Regions from separate parts of the Homo sapiens genome. Here region 1 is linked to region 2. The links are chromatin contacts, found by Hi-C or POLR2A ChIA-PET in ENCODE. All regions are on one chromosome and are shown on one strand. Each heading gives the region's core, a stretch centred on a gene start or an enhancer-like site at or near the end of the contact. The rest is flanking DNA. Distances are from core to core; before and after follow the strand shown.

The links. Hi-C counts contacts between places; a loop is a spot of excess contacts on that map. ChIA-PET counts read pairs that join two places held with the same protein, here RNA polymerase II (POLR2A). Pooled maps may share reads with other maps.
Region 1: a loop to region 2 is called in a map of PC-3, with 11 times the contacts of the local background. The contact joins two enhancer-like sites. A Hi-C loop is called at or near these places in 4 of 168 maps with a recorded cell type or tissue (MCF 10A, PC-3, ascending aorta and 1 more) and 2 of 50 pooled maps. POLR2A ChIA-PET finds 5 or more read pairs at or near these places in 1 of 52 experiments (OCI-LY7).

Annotation. Positions count from the first base shown.
Region 1 is chr6:4,400,819-4,405,033 of GRCh38, reverse strand. No RefSeq gene overlaps it. Among named protein-coding and RNA genes, the nearest start is that of LINC02533, 86 kb to the left of the region's middle. RefSeq lists an enhancer at 1,540-2,413. Within about 2 kb of position 2,178, at least 12 of the 41 ENCODE cell types and tissues checked have a DNase peak (open chromatin) inside an H3K27ac peak, as active enhancers do; they include PC-3, where a contact is called at or near this core.
Region 2 is chr6:4,317,816-4,321,978 of GRCh38, reverse strand. No RefSeq gene overlaps it. Among named protein-coding and RNA genes, the nearest start is that of LINC02533, 170 kb to the left of the region's middle. Within about 2 kb of position 1,543, at least 9 of the 41 ENCODE cell types and tissues checked have a DNase peak (open chromatin) inside an H3K27ac peak, as active enhancers do; they include PC-3, where a contact is called at or near this core.

The sequences.
Region 1 (4,215 bases), core at 929-3,428, 82 kb before region 2:
GTCTACAGGTATGAAACACCATGCCTGGCTACATCTATTTATTGTTTGCATTAGGTTCAATATATTGCATTATATCTATAAGCTGCTTGGTAGTTCTGTGAAACCCTTGAAATTATAAGCAAAATTTTATGTCTGTATGTGTGAATACAATTTTCTGGAAAAGGGGTCCATCACTTTCTTTAATTTCTCAGGGAATTTCAAGAAGCCATACAAAGGAATAACCATTGGCCAAAGATCTCACAGAGTCTGTTTATTAAGTAAAAATCTGTTTGTAAGGCACATCAGTTGTAGTACTCGTGCACTAATTTGTAGGTTTTAAGATTTGGATTTTTCTGTATTAGTTGTTCTTGAAATGGGGCTTACATACATAGCAATTCCCTGCTGTGGGATGTTTCAGCTTCTTCTTTTTGCTGGCTGGCTGCCCATGGGCCTTTTCAATACTTTCCGCTTCTGCTGGGAGATGGAATGATACAAGGATAGGAGATAACACAAACCAGTGAGGGTAGCTGCATTATAAGCAGCTCCAATAAGAGCTTTCAGGGAGGGAGAGTTGAAACTACTGATCCAAATGAGGCTTGGGGATTATCAGTGGATATCAATTATCCATAACCTTCTGGTCTCCCATGACTATCAATGACTTAAAGTTGGATGTAAGCTTAAATGATTTCTTTTAACTAAATGAAAAGGATCAAGTTCATAAAGACTGGTGAGCCTTGAGAGTTATGCTAAGACTCCATCACCTGGGCTGGGGTTTTGGCTCGGGGAAGAATTTGATTGGCAGGAAGTAGCAGAATTTCATTTTTAATGCTCTGGTCCATTAATAGCATGAAAGCACCACAGGCTATCTTTGGGAGAATGTCCCTAAAAAGCACAGCACTTCTCAAAGGGGGCGGCATGCTGAAATCTCTACAGAAGGGTGGGAAGGAGAAGCATGAGTGTGTGTATGGGATTTGAAAAACTTCCAAGGGACTGTCACGTGCTGCCCTCCTTGTCCCCACCCTCAGCTGAGGACTCACTGGTCTGTGAAGAATGAAATAGTATCTGTGGGACACATTGTGCTTCTTGGCAAGTTCTGTATTTACCATACTGTTGTCCTGCTTGTTGGCATTCAGAAGCAAACTTGACTTAACACAGGATATCCACTATGCATATTCTAACGTTTCAGCTTCCCCCGTTTATGTTTTTTATTCTACATACACCTGCCTTGACTTTGTCATATTCCTGGTACATGGATTCAGATGGAGACAGTCAAACAGCAAAATTTAGTGTATTTATCTCCAATAATGTGTCTCCCTGGAAAGCAGGAGTCATTTATTTGGGAAGACTCCCCCATTTTCTTCATTTTTGTTGATGGCTGAGTAACAAAACCCAGCCACCTCTTCTTCCCCTACGCTGTGGAGCAGCAAGAGAAAAACTTCTGGCAAGTTTTCCAAAAGGTGCCAGCATCTCAATGACCAAAGGCAAGAATGTCGATGTTGTTCAGCTGGGTGTGTGCCTGGAACATTTGCCCCATTGGAAAAGGAGAAGGTTTGCCTCACAATAGAACTCTGTGTTTCCTGTTAACATTCTGGAAAAACAGAAAATAATAGCAACCCGGGCTCCTCGAGTGCAATGCCACCGTGCCATCCATTTTGTGGCCTTTGGTGTTATTTAGCATTTTGGGTGCTCTCTCTATTGCTAGAGTAAGCAGACATAGAAAAATAGAACGATCAAGGGATATGCACACGCACACACACATGCACACAGATGTCTTACAACAGCGACCTTGGGTCTCATGAGCAGCACAAAGCCCAGAGAAGTTAAACAACTGGCCTATAGTCACACAGCCATGGCAGCGATGGTCACACGTGTTTCTAAATGTGTTCCTTCAGTCCTACGCTTCAGCCCTGGGTGTTGCTGCTTTTGGCTCCCTTTACTTTTAATTTTGTTCTGTTCCTAAAAAAGAACCCAAGAAAAAGAATGCTTACACTACGAGGAACAGAATAACAGAATTCTGTGTTTTTTCATCTTGCTCACAGACCTCCAAACCCAGAGGAGAATTCTGAGTGAGTAGCAGGGTGAGAGCTAAGCCCCAGGCCACGTGCACATGACCCCCACCTCCAGCCGAAAGTCATGGTCACATGTCACGCCTCCATGCGGCTGCAGGGCCAGGCATGTACTAAGAGCCCTGCCATGGGCAGTGCCAGGACGGGAGGAGACACACACTGAGGGCAACTGCTCTGGCCACAGGACCGGAGGGACGCATCCGACCTGAGGCACCTTCCTCCTTGGAGATTTCTGCCTCTGCTTAATTACAGCTGGCTTCTCTGAAGTCAATCTGGTCAAGGTCAACTGGCCACTATGGGAAATCAAGCTCAGGGAGGTAAATTTAGAGAGCTGAAGGGACACCCTCACTGCCTGCTCCAGCTATGACTCAGCGGAAATTCTGAAATGAAGAGCCAAATGCTTGTGGAAGAGAGCAGCATAGAGGCGTGTGGGATTGGCAGTGAATGAGTAAACATCAGGAATGGCTGAATGAATGAATGAACAAATGAAAGCACGAGCCCTTTGCATCTGCAGAGCGGCTCTGGGGAAAGTAACTGGAGTTAAGGACTCTCTGCAATGGGTTAGTTGGAGGATGCTTACAGGACGTGTGGAGTCCTTGGGGGAGCCTGGAGGTGACACTTGCTCCCTCCACGTGACACCCATGCAGTTGGGCAAAGCCTCTGAGTTTGACGGAGGAGGAAATCCTAAGTGGATGGACTTGGAGAGGGCCCGTGGCTCCCAGCCACCATATGACATACAGAAACAGGGTCGGCGGGGTGGTCGGCGGCAGCTGGCAGGCGTCTCTGGTTGGAAACGGAGCAGCTACAAATAGGCGGTGACCTTCTGTAGCCATCCTGCTCCCACAGAAGGAGATGCGCTCTGGGAAGAGGCTGCTGGGTGTGTGCCAGTGCTGAGGCCAGGGGGAAGGAACTCAGTCTTCCCATTGCAAGGAGCTCAGCTCCTTTGGGTAGCAGAGGGAAGGGGGACACCTGTCTCCATCTGGGGTGGAGATCCTGGTCTTACATTCTGCCAGAATGAGAGCCTGAAACACACTCAGTGGAGAATCCTGAAGAAGGACATGTCAGACATAACCCCAGGCGGGGCTCCCGCAAAGGTAGGGCGGGACACTGTCACCTGCGACGGCCATGAAGACTATTCCTTTCTGACCAGCTGGACCCAGTTTTTCTGATGTAGATTAAAGGTGGCAGGAAAAAGACAGAGAGGGGTGCCAGGAAACATCTTTGCCTTCTACTAATTCCAGATTCATTTATTATTTCTTTTAATATTCATCTTTTAAGGGGTAAGTGTCCCTTTCAGAAAGTTATGCCAAAGTCTAAATTACTTGAGACGCTGGTTTGCTTTCCTTCAACACTCTGAGATGACACATTGCACTCTGCAAACATTTATTGAGAATTGCTTACGTACAAGGCACCGTGCCAGATCATAAGACCAAACAAAGATTAATATAAGATTCATAACATGGTCATTGCAAGAGCATGGGCTTTGGAGTCAGACTCAAGTTTAAATCTTAATTCTAGCCCTCTGCCTTTACTTGGTGAAGCTCTTCTGTAAAATGGGTATATCAATACCTGCCTAATGAAGCGAGCAATGAGGATTAAATGGAATTCTTATGCAAAACAACTGGTACCGTGACTTCTGTGCTCCAGGCAATTCGTAAATGAAGATTCCCTCCCCTTGAGGAGAGTGGCAAAGTTGTTCAGTGGGAGAGAGGGTCGTGGAAACTACTACTGAATCCCAAACCAGGATCGGGATTTACTCAGCAACATGCAAGTAACATGGTATAGGACTGCAATGGGAGAAGCTCCAGGGGCATCACAAAAGGAGCATTTACAGTACCTTGAAGGGAAAGAGGGGTTTAATCATTGGAAGGTGGAGTGGGTGGCACCCCAGGCTAAAGGGCTAGCACAGACCCAGGCACAGAAACTGTCAAGTTGTGTAGCCTTCTCTGAGGATGGGGACTGCCCTGATGTGGCTGGGAATGGAGTGTGCCAAGGAGGCCATGGGGGTCAGCCTGGGCTGGAGCCTTGGGTGACCACAGTATCATCTCCTTGAGTGCATCTCATGGCCCTTCAGGGCTCTCCCAGGAGCAGAGGCTGCGTGTGGGCCTCAGTGGCTTCCTCTAGCCTGCTCCCCAAAGCTCTGTATCTAGAAGAAATTCCCCAGAGCTCC
Region 2 (4,163 bases), core at 294-2,793:
TCCTTCAACACAACAACCTCTTGTCAGAAATCATTCATTGTGGCCTGCAGAAATTACACACTAAATTCCAAGGTTGGCCACTAGTATAAAATAATAGATCATTAGTAGACTTCTATGAATTACACATTTATAAAATAGTCCAAAAACACCATCTGGGTTGCTGCAGGTCTGCTGGGGAAACAGGTAGGGAGATGGAAGGGTCTGTGTCTTGATTCTGAGCCAGACATTTGATTGATGACTATATCGGACAGTTGACGTCTCATCTTCATTAGCAAATGTATTCCTATTATCTACTCAATGACCTAAGATCAATGTAAAAAAACAAAAATGATAACAAAAACCTTTCCCGAGCTCAAAACTTTCATGTTATTTTTTTTTCAAATGTTTCGACTGATTGGAAGAATTAAAATGAAATTTACTTCAAAAGCAGCAAACATGAGTGATGTTGTGTGCACATGAACTGGATTTATTAGGTTAAAAAAAAAAGCCCAAATAAACCATCTTAAAATATGCTAATACATGTCCATAGCACCCACAACACACTTTTCCCTAATGTTAAATATGAAAATACAGTGCAAATCACCCCGGAAATGTGTGGTGGAAAAAAAGGTATACCGTGGCTGAGATAATCAACACACACTGATTACTGTTTTTCTAAGTGCTTATGAGTCTTTTGCATTTCTTCTATATAATTCAGTATCAGAGTTAATGACGTATCATAGTTTTCTCTGATTCAGAAGCACCTCAATTCCTGAAAGTTTTTGCTCCCTTCAAGACAACTTATCTGCAGCAAAATTACCAATAAATCTCTCAGCATGAGAAATAACAGGGCTGAATGACTTTGTGATGAATAAAGAGGGTGGTTGGCTTCTCTCCATTCATCCTGATAATCTTCATTGCTATGTAAACAGTAAGAAACATTATCATGATTCATGTTCAAGTCAGTTCTCAGCTCAACACTGTATCCAGAGAAATGCTACCTAGTAAACATTTTATTAGGATTGCAAGGCACCGGCAAGAAAATGGCAAAAACATGACAGCCTGAACTTGTAAGTGAATGTGTGCATGAGAAAGAGGAATACTGAGAAAGAGTAATTAATCTCTGTGAGATCAGACACATTTAGCAGCATGTCTAATAAATGAATACTCTTCTAAACATGGTTAAACTATTCACTTTTCATTATTCTCATCAGAATCCATGTTAACCCAAGTTAGGAGATAACAGGAATAAACAGTAAATCCCACAATAAGGGTTTCAAGTCCTTCCTATTTTTAACATCCCAAAACTTAGAAGTATGAAATCAATATGATCATTACAGGGGTGCTGAAAGGCTGGGGTTGGGTAGATATTCTAAAAATGTCTGAGAACTGATAGGATCATATTTCCAAACAAGTCCAGACTTCTGTCATCTGTGCCCAGTTGGAAGAAAATTCTCAATGTAAGAAAATCATTCTCAGGCAGGCACCTGGAAGAATCTGTGATTGCCAAAACATTTCCAGTGAACCACTTTCCCTCTCAGGATACAAGGCCCCGATCCATTTGCATAAAGTCCTAATGCTAGAAAATCAACCAGAGTAGATAAGATCTGCCTGTCGGTTTCAAGCCAAGAGGAAAAGAGGAAGCCAGACACTCCTCCAAAGCTTTCTTTCCCCTTAGGATTGCATCAGTTCCCACTCTATGGGATTATTTTTAAACGCTGGTTTAAAATATTCCATAGCCCAGCTGTTCAATACCACAACATAAGGTCAATTTTATATAGTTGTACATCCTTGAAGAGCTAAAGTAAGGTGACCCAAAAGGCCAATTTTCCCCACCAATAAAATATTCATTCTTGGAAAGCTGCCATTGTGTTATGACACTTATATTTCCTTGTTTCACTAATGTAAAATTTGAACTTTGAAATACATTTGTGGATTTAATGTTTGTAGTTCTCAGGCTTGGATCACAAGATCTCAGTGTGTATCAATTACGTTTGCTAACAATGAACTGAGCCTAGATATGTCAAATCCAGTGATACTTCCCAATTGCATAGAGCCCAATTTAGCCAACCAAATTTCTTTTGAATTGTCAGAATGAGCATTGCACCTGTGAAATAGTCAAAAGAGGAGCTACTCTGGGAGGCTGAGGCAGGTGGATCACTTGAGGTCAGGAGTTCAAGACCAGCCCGGCCAACATGGTGAAACCCTGTCTCTACTAAAAATACAAAAATTGGCCGGGCATGGTGGCCTGCACCTGTAATCCCAGCTACTCAGGAGGCTGAGGCATGAGAATCAATTGAACCCTGGAGGTGGAGGTTGCAGTGAGTCTACATGGCACCACTGCACTCCAGCCTGGGCGACAGAGCAAGACTCAGTCAAAAAAAAAAAAAAAAAAAAGAAGAAGAAAAGAAAGAGGAGCTACTGCAACATAGGATGGTGAGGAAGGGAGGTACTTAACACAGACTAAGGAGCAAGAGCAACTAGCAAGGTTCAAATCCAAGCATGCCACCTGTTGGTTTAGCTGAGGGTCTGTGCCTCAGTCTTCTCTTTCAAATGAGGAAGGAACTTCCTTCACAGTTTTGTTTGGAAGACTAGATGAGATCATACCTGTGAAGCTCTTAGAAAAGGTTTTAGGCTGTGGTGAGTGTGCATGGTGTTTGACATTAGCATCCTCACGAATCAGCAGAAGCTTTTTTGTTTGTTGATCCTCACAAAATTCCTGTAGAGAGACTCGTTTTACAGATGAGGAAACTGGGACTCAGAGTGGTTAAATAACGTACTCAGGGTGATACGGTGAGAAAGAAACATCCAGGAATATTTGCTTGTTTTCTCTTTTGTGCTGTTGCTCTCTAGATACTGTATTTTACTTCTTTTTTGAGCTAACCAAAATTTTTATTTCAGTACTTTGAATTATCCCTTTTTCTCTTCTTCCTTTTATCACATCTTCCCTTTCCCCCTTTTCCTTTCTTCCTACAAGAATATTTTTAGCATCTCCCATGGACAAAACGCCCTTTTAAGCCTCACAAAATAGATGCGCATTGTTAAAAAGCAAGGAAGGCCTCTGGTGCCCTTGTCTCCCAGAAGGGAAGAAGGCTCTGTATCCTCCCCACTTCTTTGATGTGGCCTAAGAGCTTTCAACTTCACTTTTCCTTGAGGTTCATTCAGTAGCCCCTAGCAAGGAGCTGTTCCTGCCCAATCAGAGATCTGAAAGTCAAGTTCATGTGCCCACAAATGGCTCCAAAATAAAGTCTCCCCTAAGACCCTCATCTAAAAGTAGGTTGCTCCCTCCCTAAAGAGTGCGTCATTTTAATGATACAAAAGATCCTGGCTCAGAAGCACTTTATGTTCCAGACTTTCCCAGACAGTGCTGACTTCAATATCATTTTCAAGAAAGATAATTCCTTAAATGTAAGCCTGTAAGAAAAACTCATTTTTCCTTCCTTATACTCACACTTAACACAGAACACTTCTGTAACCAAATATGTGTGGGGTTTTCCCACACCAACTAGTTCTCCAATTCTCTTCAGACGCCAACTTGGTGTTCAATAATTCAATTCAATTCTGACACCATCTACCTGGGATTAGCACAGATCCCACAGGTTAAGTGTTCAGTTCCTCCTGACTCCTCACCCCACTTCAGACACCAATCACAAGTGATGGTCTCTAGGTTACCCACAACCCCTGTCTGACTTGGTTACAAATAGGAGGGTCCCATAACCTCCTCCTCAGTTTTGATCATTTGCTAGAACAGTTTGCAGAAGTCAGGGAAATACTCACTTATATTCACCTACCACTTTATTACAAAGAATATTACAAAGGATACACACACACAGCCAGATAAAGAGATGCAGAGGGCAAGGTCTGAAAGGGTCCCAAGCACAGGCACTTCTGTCTCCATGGAGCTGAGATGCACCACCCCCAGCACGTAGACGTGTTCATCAATCTGGAAGCTCTCAGCCCTATACTTTAGGGATTGTTATAGACACAGAAAAATCTATGATGTAGATCTTTCATGGCATAGGCAGGATCAATTTTTAACTAAATCTCCAGCCCCACTCCTCTACCCAGAGGATGGAGAGTGAGGCTGAATGTTCCAAGCTTCTCATCATGGCTTGATCTTTCTGGTGACAAACTCCATACAGGAGTCCACCAAGAGTCACCTTGTTAGAATGAAAGATGCTCCT